Regions from separate parts of the Homo sapiens genome. Here region 1 is linked to region 2. Evidence: read pairs that join two places in POLR2A ChIA-PET (ENCODE). Cell type or tissue: A673. All regions are shown on one strand.

Region 1 (4,000 bases), 1.6 Mb after region 2:
TCTTTCCTCGCCGCGCGGGGCCGCTCGAGGTCCCGGCCGACAGCCGCGTGTTCGTGCAGGTGGGGACCCCGGGGACACCAGGGGCGGATGGGGGCCGGTGGGGACGGGCGATCCCTGATGGCGCCTCCGTCCCCCAGGCGGCCTTGGCCCGTCCCTCCCCGCGCTGGGGCCTGGCCCTGCACCGCTGCTCAGTGACGCCGTCCTCACGCCCGGCCCCGGGGCCCGCCCTGGCTCTGCTGCGTGAGGGCTGCCCCGCCGACACCTCTGTCGCCTTCCCGCCACCGCCGCCGCCGAGCCCGGGTGCCGCCCGCCCCGCGCGTTTCAGCTTCCGCCTGCGCCCGGTCTTCAACGCCTCGGTGCAGTTCCTGCACTGCCAGCTGAGCCGCTGCCGCCGCCTCCGGGGAGTCCGCCGGGCGCCTGCGCCTCTGACGCCGCCGCCGCCGCCGCCGCCATCGCGGGTGCGCGGGCGCAGAGCCTGGAATCCGGGCGCTGGGGCCCTTCGGGGGCTGGGCACGGGCGACTCTGGCAGTGGAAAGAGGATACTCTCGGGGTCTGAGGATCTGGGGGTTGGGGGAGGTGGGGCGCAAGGGTCCATCTCTGCCGACAGAGTTTCTCCGGGGACAGTGTGGACACTGGGTTCCCCCATGGACAGCTCTGGAATCCTTCAGGGCTGGGGGTTGGATGCAGAAGGCCACTAAGGGGACACATTTCTGGGAACCTGGTGCTGGGCCTCACATGCTAGGTGCTGGGAGACGCGGACCATGCGATCTTGTGGGGCTGGGATTTGGGGTCCTTAGGGGCTGGGCGGCTAGCCACTTGTATGCGTAGGGGCTGGGCTCAGGGCACCCTAAGGGGCCGGATTTCCAGGGGTCCCATCTTGGCTGTGGTGGAGAGCTGGACTCAGGTCTCTCTTGGGGGCCCTGGGGACCAGAGCCACGATCCCGGTGCCCTGATGTCCCCGTCTCTTCCCCACCTTCCTCTCCCCCAGTGTCTGCCTCAGGACGAGGCGTGCGCCGACACTGGCAGTGGCAGCGCCGAGGGCCTGGCTGCTGACGGCCCCCACCTGCACACGCTGACGCAGCCTATCGTGGTCACCGTGCCGCGGCCGCCCCCCAGTGAGCACGCAGTCCTCCTCCGCATGGGGCCGTGGGGCGGCAGAGCGGGTGGGAAGGACGCCTGGGAGCTGGACCCAGTCTCAGCGTGGCACTTCCCACAGGGCCGCCCAAGAGTGTCCCCGGCCGTGCAGTGCGCCCTGAGCCTCCCGCGCCGGCCCCCGCGGCCCTGGAACCCGCGCCGGTGGTGGCGCTGGTGTTGGCAGCCTTCGTGCTGGGCGCCGCGCTGGCCGCCGGGCTGGGTCTCGTCTGTGCGCACTCAGGTACCGACGACCTCCGCCAAGCCGGGCCCCCAGTCTAATCCCGCGCGTCGGGACCCGGGGCGGCCGCGATCCCGCCTGCGGGGCCTGATCAACCCTAGCTAGGCCTGCCTCCGCGATGCCCGCAGCAGCCCCCAGGGGCCGCCCTTAGCCTGGCGTGGCGCGCAGCAGCCCTTCTGCAGCTCGCCTCTCCCTTCCAGCGCCCCACGCCCCTGGCCCGCCCGCGAGAGCCTCGCCCAGCGGTCCCCAGCCCAGGAGGTCCCAGTGAGGAAGGTAGGTATGGAGGTGGAGGGAGCTGGGTGAGGTAGGAGATCTGACAGTGACGCTTCCTAGCGCTTAGTTCGTGCCAGGCACTGTGGTTTTTTTGTTTGTTTGTTTGTTTGTTTGTTTGTTTTTTGAGACGGAGTTTCGCTCTTGTTGCCCAGGCGGGAGTGCAATGGCGCGATCTCGGCTCACCGCAACCTCTGCCTCCCGGGTTCAAGCGATTCTCCTACCTCAGCCTCCTGAGTAGCTGGGATTACAGGCATGCGCCACCACACCCGGCTAATTTTGTATTTTTAGTAGAGACGGGGTTTCTCCATGTTGGTCAGGCTGGTCTCGCACACCCGACCTCAGGTGATCCTACCGCTTCGGTCTCCCAAAGTGCTGAGATTACAGGCGTGAGCCACTGCGCCCAGCCTCCAGGCACTGTTGTAAATGTTTTACGCCTATGAACTAACTTAATCCCCTTAACCTCTAGGCGGACACTATTATAATCCCCATTTTAGAGACGAGAATGATGAGGCATTCTCTGAATTAAGTAACTTGTCAAAAGTCACAATACTGGGTGGAGCTTGGATTCGAACTCAGGCAGTGGGTCACCCGCGGCAGGCGCGGGCTTTGGGTCGAGCCAGGGGCATTAGGTGAGGAGAGGCACTAGGCGAGGAGAACTCAGCATTCGGACCCGGCTCCCACTCTCACCCCGGCATGCAGACCGATGGAAGAGGCTAGTGGTCTGCTGGGAAGGGAGGTGGCCCGCGTAGCGTCCCCTCCCTCGCTGAGCCTCAGCCACCCCTCCCAGGGATGGTGCGCCCCCAACATGGTCCGGAGATACACCCAGCTACCAATTCGGGACCAGGACCAACAGGACCGGACCCGCCTCCCTGGACCTCGGACCTGATGAGGCCACGACCCCTGCGCTTCTCTCCTCCCCCTGTCCCTCCCACCTGTGCTCAAAATAAACCTCTGGACTGACCGGCTAAGTTCTGGTGCAGTCAGTGAGCGCGCAACGTGCGGGGTGGGGGATAGGTGGGGAGGCTTGGGGAGAAAGCTGGGAGCAGGACTTGGGGGGTATTCCTGAGAAATCGTGACTTACAGGGGTGGAGCCTGGGGACGGGGCCCATATGCCCATATACCCGTGTGCACTCCCAGGCCATGGGAGACTGTAGGGCGTTTTGTCTCAAACAGAAAGCGACACCCGGCCGGGCGCGGTGGCTCCCGCCTGTAATCCCAGCACATTGGGAGGCCGAGGTGGGTGGATCACTTGAGGTCAGGAGTTCCAGACCAGCGTGGCCGACATGGTGAAACCCCGTCCCTACTAAAAAAAGTAACAAAAAAAGAATTAGCAGGGCGTAGTGGCGCGTGCTTATAATCCCAGCTGCTGGGGAGGCTGAGGCAGGAGAATCGCTTGAACCCAGGAGGCAGAGGTTGCAGTGAGCCGAGATCGCGCCATTGCACTGCAGCCTGGGCAACAAGAGCAAAAATCTGTCTAAAAAAAAAAAAAAAGCGGCACCCAACCCCACAAGCGTAAGTTTAAAATAAACCTTCCCCCTCCCTCCTCTCCTTACCCGGACACCTGCCCATCTGCCTCCTGCGATCTTTCTCAAGCCAGGCCTTCTCCGCTCTCCATTACCCCCGCCCGGACCCTGCCCTAGCTCCGCTTCGACCTTCTGCCTCTGCTCCAGTTCCCTCCTGGTCTGGACTTCGCCCTCCTCTTAGATTGTCAGTCTAGTCTAGAGCTCCTTAAATCCCTCCTGCCCGAGCTCCACTCTACCTTACACAGACAAGAGTGGGACTATCAGCCCCAGTCTACAGAGGAGGAAACTGAGGCTCGGCAAGGCTAAATCACTTGCCCAAAGTCCCCAGGCCTGTCTGACCCCAGAGCCCAGGCTCTTGACCGACTGGATCTTCGGACTTGACCTTTCGGCCAGAACCCACCCCTCTGCGAGAAGCAAAGCACACAGTAGTAGCTTCATGAGTTAGTCCAGCAACAGAGGGAGGGCATGGGATCCAAGGTGTCGTCTCCACTTCATGAATGAGATAAAGTGCAGGCTGAGGGTCTCCTTCGCCCCGCCCCAGTTCCGGTGCCGATCTCCCCTTCACTTCCATTGGGGCGGTTCCCCGGGCCTCCAAACGCGAAGCCACGCCCCCACGCGCGTCCGCCTCCGCGCGGTTCTTTCTGACCTCGGCGGCCCCCGTAGCTCCGCCCATCGGAGAAGCGACCTTACAGCGCCTGCCTCTTTCTGAGCGGCATGAAGCCACCTCCCAGGCGGCGAGCGGCCCCGGCGCGCTATCTGGGCGAGGTGACCGGTCCCGCGACCTGGAGCGCTCGCGAGAAGCGGCAGCTAGTGCGACTCCTGCAGGCGCGGC
Region 2 (4,000 bases):
GGACAGAGAAAAGGGGAGGGGTGAGGGGGTTGGTGAAGAAGTGGAGTGGATGCCACCAGAGAAAGGAAAGAGGGCCTGGTGCAGGAGGGGCAGCCAGGCTCCTGCTCTGCCAACGTGGCACAAAAGCAGCCACAGGCAACACCTATGCGGGCGGGCATGGCCGTGCACCAATAAAAACAGGCTGCACTGGCAGTGGCCAGACCCAGCCCACAGGCCAGCCTGCCCACCCTGCTCTAAGCACAGGTAGCGGCCTGCCCCCTGGACCCGTCTCCCCGTCTGCAGAAGAGGGCTGTGGCGAGAAGAAAACGCGATCCTGCGCACGAAGCGCTGGCCAGGAAGTGCTCGATAGATGGCATGTGTCCCCACGATTAGGAAGCGGTTTATAAACATCTGCCGCTGTCAGGAGCCTCCGCGGCCATCCTCTAAGAGGCTTAGAGAGGGAGGAAGGAAAAGGGGAAAAGGTGAAGACTCAGGAAAGGAGAAATGCAGAGGGAAAGAGAAGCCGCAGGCTGAGGGAATCGCAGGTGGGCATCCCTTCAGAATGACAAGCCTCTACTGCTGTCAACGCCCATCACTTCCCCACTAGGCTGCAAACCACTTACAGGCTCAGGGCCAGGGTCCTGGGTCCCGGGTCCCGGGAAGCTCTTGCTTCAACCTAAGCACACCCACGCTTGTGCACGGCTCACCTCCCGTGGCCCCTGGAGCTCCCGGGACCCCCGTATTGCAGGGTAGAGGGGTCACCAGCCCAGCCAGGGCTCTTCCCACCCTGAAGTGCTTCCTACAGAAAGTCCCTCATTCCTTTATCAAGACATCACCCAAGAAGCATTTATCGAACCCCTGTGATGTGCCGGGCTCCGGGCTTCACACTGGCGACTCAGCGGTAAGAAAAGTAGACGCGGCCCCAGCCCTGATGGCGCTCACCAGACCACCACCTCACTCTCCGATTCCCCACCACAGCCTTTCCCTAGGGCTCACTTCCCCAGGAGGGCATCCCTGATCATAAACTGGGTGACTTCCTGCCTGTGCCCCGTCACACTGCACCCTCCAGGAAGGCCAGGGCCCCCACGCCACAGGTGGAGACGCTGACAGAATACACGACTGAGGCACTCGTGCTGAATCAATGACGGCCTGAGGCTTGAAGGGAGAGGGAAGACACGGAAAAGACAGTGGTGACATGAGCTCCGGCATTCTTTCTGCCCCAAATATTGGGAATTCTTCACATGGCACACAAACAAACATAGGCCCGGTCGGCAACTTCCTGATCACTCACCAGCCGGCTGACTTCACCTGTCCCACCCATGCCAACCTGGCTGTGCTCCCTGGCTGCTTCCCAGAGCCCGGGTCTAAATCACGACACAACAGACCGCCACCACCTCCTTCGGTTCTTCCTACGACTAACTCAACAGCTGGAGGTGACACGGCTCCAGTGCCCCCACGCCGAGGGACGCAAGCTGGAACCTCATGGTTGGAGGGGTCCTGCTGCTCCTGAGGGAGGGGTGGAGCCTGGCCTTGGGAGGAGTGAAGACAGATGGGTCCGTGCTGTGGGCACTCAGGGCTTGAGGCCACTCACCGCGTCTGGGCTTGGGGAAGCTGTCGTGCAGCCAGAAGACCACCTTCTCCACGAAGTGCTGGATGTCACATTGCTCGGGGCCGCGGACAAACACCATCCAGTCGTGAGTGAACCCCTCCGTGGTGGGCTTCTTGCGCAGTTGGGCGCGATGCCCCAGCTCTAACCTCACCTGGACGGTGCACTGGAGGAGAGAGAGGTGGGGAGATGAAGTCAGCACACGCCTCCAAGCAGGGGACTGTCCCCTTACCCACAGAGAACTTTCGATAAAGACCCCCAGCAGTGCAATACGCTCTCAACCCAGTGAGCAGCACACAGACGGCTTCCTATCGCGCCAGCACCTTGCCGCAGACGTCCCGTGCCTTCTCCCCTCCGTACTCCCACACAGACCCCGTGTCTCCTCTCATCCACCGCCTCATCCTCAATTCCACCCGCACAGCCTCCTCACCGGTCCCCAGCTCAGCCCAGCTCACTCCTGCCTCGGGGCCACCACACTGGCCTAGGATCCTCTGCTCCTGAGACTTCCCACACTGGCGCCTCTTGTCACTGGGCTCTCAGCTTGACTGTCCCTCTGCAGGGAAGCCTCCCCTGACCACCGATCCAAAAGCATCCACCACCGCTCCCATCACTCTATCATAGAGGATGCTCTTCCGAGCACTTTCACTATCAAAAGTCATCTTGCTGATGGCTGTCGGTGTCTCTGCCACCTAAGCTTGTTGACTCCAGCATTTTCATTCCCAAGCACGCATCACAGCGCCTCCCGGAGGCCCCTCTCCTTTCCCTAAGTCATCAGCTACAACACTGGCTTTCAGTTTCAAAAGCAGAATGGGAGGTTCCCAAGAAGAAGGCAGAGGCCAGCCTGCGGCCCCCTGGTGACCGGTCCCAGGTGGACCCGTGGCCTGGGCAGCCCAGCTCCCTCCGCTGAGCACATGTCGTGTCTGACACTTTGCTCTGAAATACAAGGCAGCTCAGGCCAGTTCCATGCCACTGAACACAAAGTTGCATGCCTTCAAAGCACTCTTCATACCTAGGTTGGCCAAAACCACCAACAGGGAACCTACAGTAAATATCCACCCTGCTTTGTAAAAACCTCCCCAGACTTTTCACAGATACGGCCCTGACACCCGCTATCAAATACAAGAATGTTACAAAATAAAGCAGCAGCCAAGCGCACACTTGCTTCTAAGTGCTGAGATAGCCGGGAGCCAGCCAGACCATGGCCTGAGTCCCACACCCTCCCCTGACAGAGCCGCCCTCCCGGGCCCCAGACCAGACAGCTCCCATCTGCGCCTTTCCACGCCATCGCTCGGCAACTGGCCAGGTGTGTCCCAGTGGCTGCAATCCCTCCAGTACCTGTCTCTTCTTTGGCATTTCGAGGCCCCGTTCAGACCCCGCCACCTGGCTGAGTGCCCCGGCGCCTGGCCGGCTTCCCTCCCTCTCCGTCCCCCTCTGAGCTCTCAGTTGTCACGCGATGGAGCCGCTGGGGCAGGCAGATCCTATCGCCCCCACCCCCGCCCGCCATGTTAAAGCTTTCCACGGCTTGTCACTCCCTCAGAAGGAAGCCCGAGCCCCGCGCACGTCTTCCACGCGTGTATTTCCTCAAGTCTGAGACGCTCGTCTCTTTTCATGTCCTAACCCTTTTGAAGTCAGAGTCCAGCCTGCACACAGGCGCACACGTGCACACACAGACACAGAAGCTGCTCCTGAGTTGGTGGCGCTGTCCTGGTATCTCAGAGTCCCAGAACTGAGGAAATGCAGGAAACGCGCACATTCCAGCTCAATCCTACAGCCAGCCCCAGACACACCAGGAACAGCCACCCTATCTCTCTTCATCTCTTCTAGTGCCGCAGCCTGGGTGCCCTAAGCTCGTTTCAAAACCCTACTCATCTCAAGTCCTGGCTCACACGCTGCCCTGTCCAGGGCCCTTTCTGGTAGCCACGCTGGAGACCAACCTTGAGTCCCCACAGAAGCCTGTGGACAGCTCCACGGGAGCCCCTTCATCCCATCCCCCGCTCCTGGGTTGCTGACGCAGCCCCCAGGGCCCCTGTGAACTCTCTGAGAGCAGGGACTACATCTTGTTCGTCCTCTTAGCCTCTATCTTGAAACCACGGGACAGGAGGCCTGGACGATGCTGGATTAATTAAACCAGAGAGCCTCTCAGGTCAGGGAGTTCTAAATGCTGCTTTTGGAGACGGCAGGGCCATGGTGGCAGATAAGGACAGGCCAGTTCCAGCATGTGGAAGAACTGGCCAGAGAGGCTGAGGGTCTGTGCGCACAGCAAGCCAGGTATAAGAAATGAGGCGGAGGCGTGCAATTTCTATTTGGCAACTTAAAAAGTAAACTGAAACATGTACATGATACAGATGTACAATTTTTATTTGTCAACTAAAAATTAATTTTTAAAAGGAAAGGGGGCAGAGGGGATTCCCTTGG

What was found. Peaks named below come from ENCODE experiments on the same cell type or tissue, not always from the same donor. Only the 100,000 strongest peaks of a DNase experiment are listed, where the experiment ranks them.
Region 1: POLR2A ChIA-PET joins it to region 2 with 5 read pairs; 1 of 35 experiments calls an interaction of 5 or more read pairs at or near these places.

What each region holds. Positions count from the first base shown.
Region 1 is chr19:7,916,485-7,920,484 of GRCh38, forward strand. TGFBR3L (transforming growth factor beta receptor 3 like) reads left to right here. Exons shown (of 7, transcript NM_001419781.1): 2 at 1-59; 3 at 138-458; 4 at 989-1,115; 5 at 1,217-1,375; 6 at 1,573-1,645; 7 at 2,433-2,613. The coding sequence ends at 1,640. It overlaps SNAPC2 (small nuclear RNA activating complex polypeptide 2), which reads left to right and starts at 3,854. Exons shown (of 5, transcript NM_003083.4): 1 at 3,854-4,000. The coding sequence starts at 3,883. RefSeq lists silencers at 248-297, 1,202-1,301, 1,362-1,451, 1,572-1,641, 3,904-4,000 and enhancers at 454-1,330, 1,331-2,206, 2,882-3,381. In A673, a CTCF peak has its summit at 1,507 (motif pointing right); DNase peaks (open chromatin) are centred at 387, 1,517 and 3,807; H3K4me3 peaks cover 2,367 bases; H3K27ac peaks cover 2,109 bases; H3K27me3 peaks cover 404 bases.
Region 2 is chr19:6,269,009-6,273,008 of GRCh38, forward strand. It overlaps MLLT1 (MLLT1 super elongation complex subunit), which reads right to left. Exons shown (of 12, transcript NM_005934.4): 2 at 1,571-1,751. Among named protein-coding and RNA genes, the nearest start is that of MLLT1, 9.0 kb to the right of the region's middle. In A673, a CTCF peak has its summit at 2,303 (motif pointing left); no DNase peak of the experiment used is centred here; H3K27ac peaks cover 709 bases.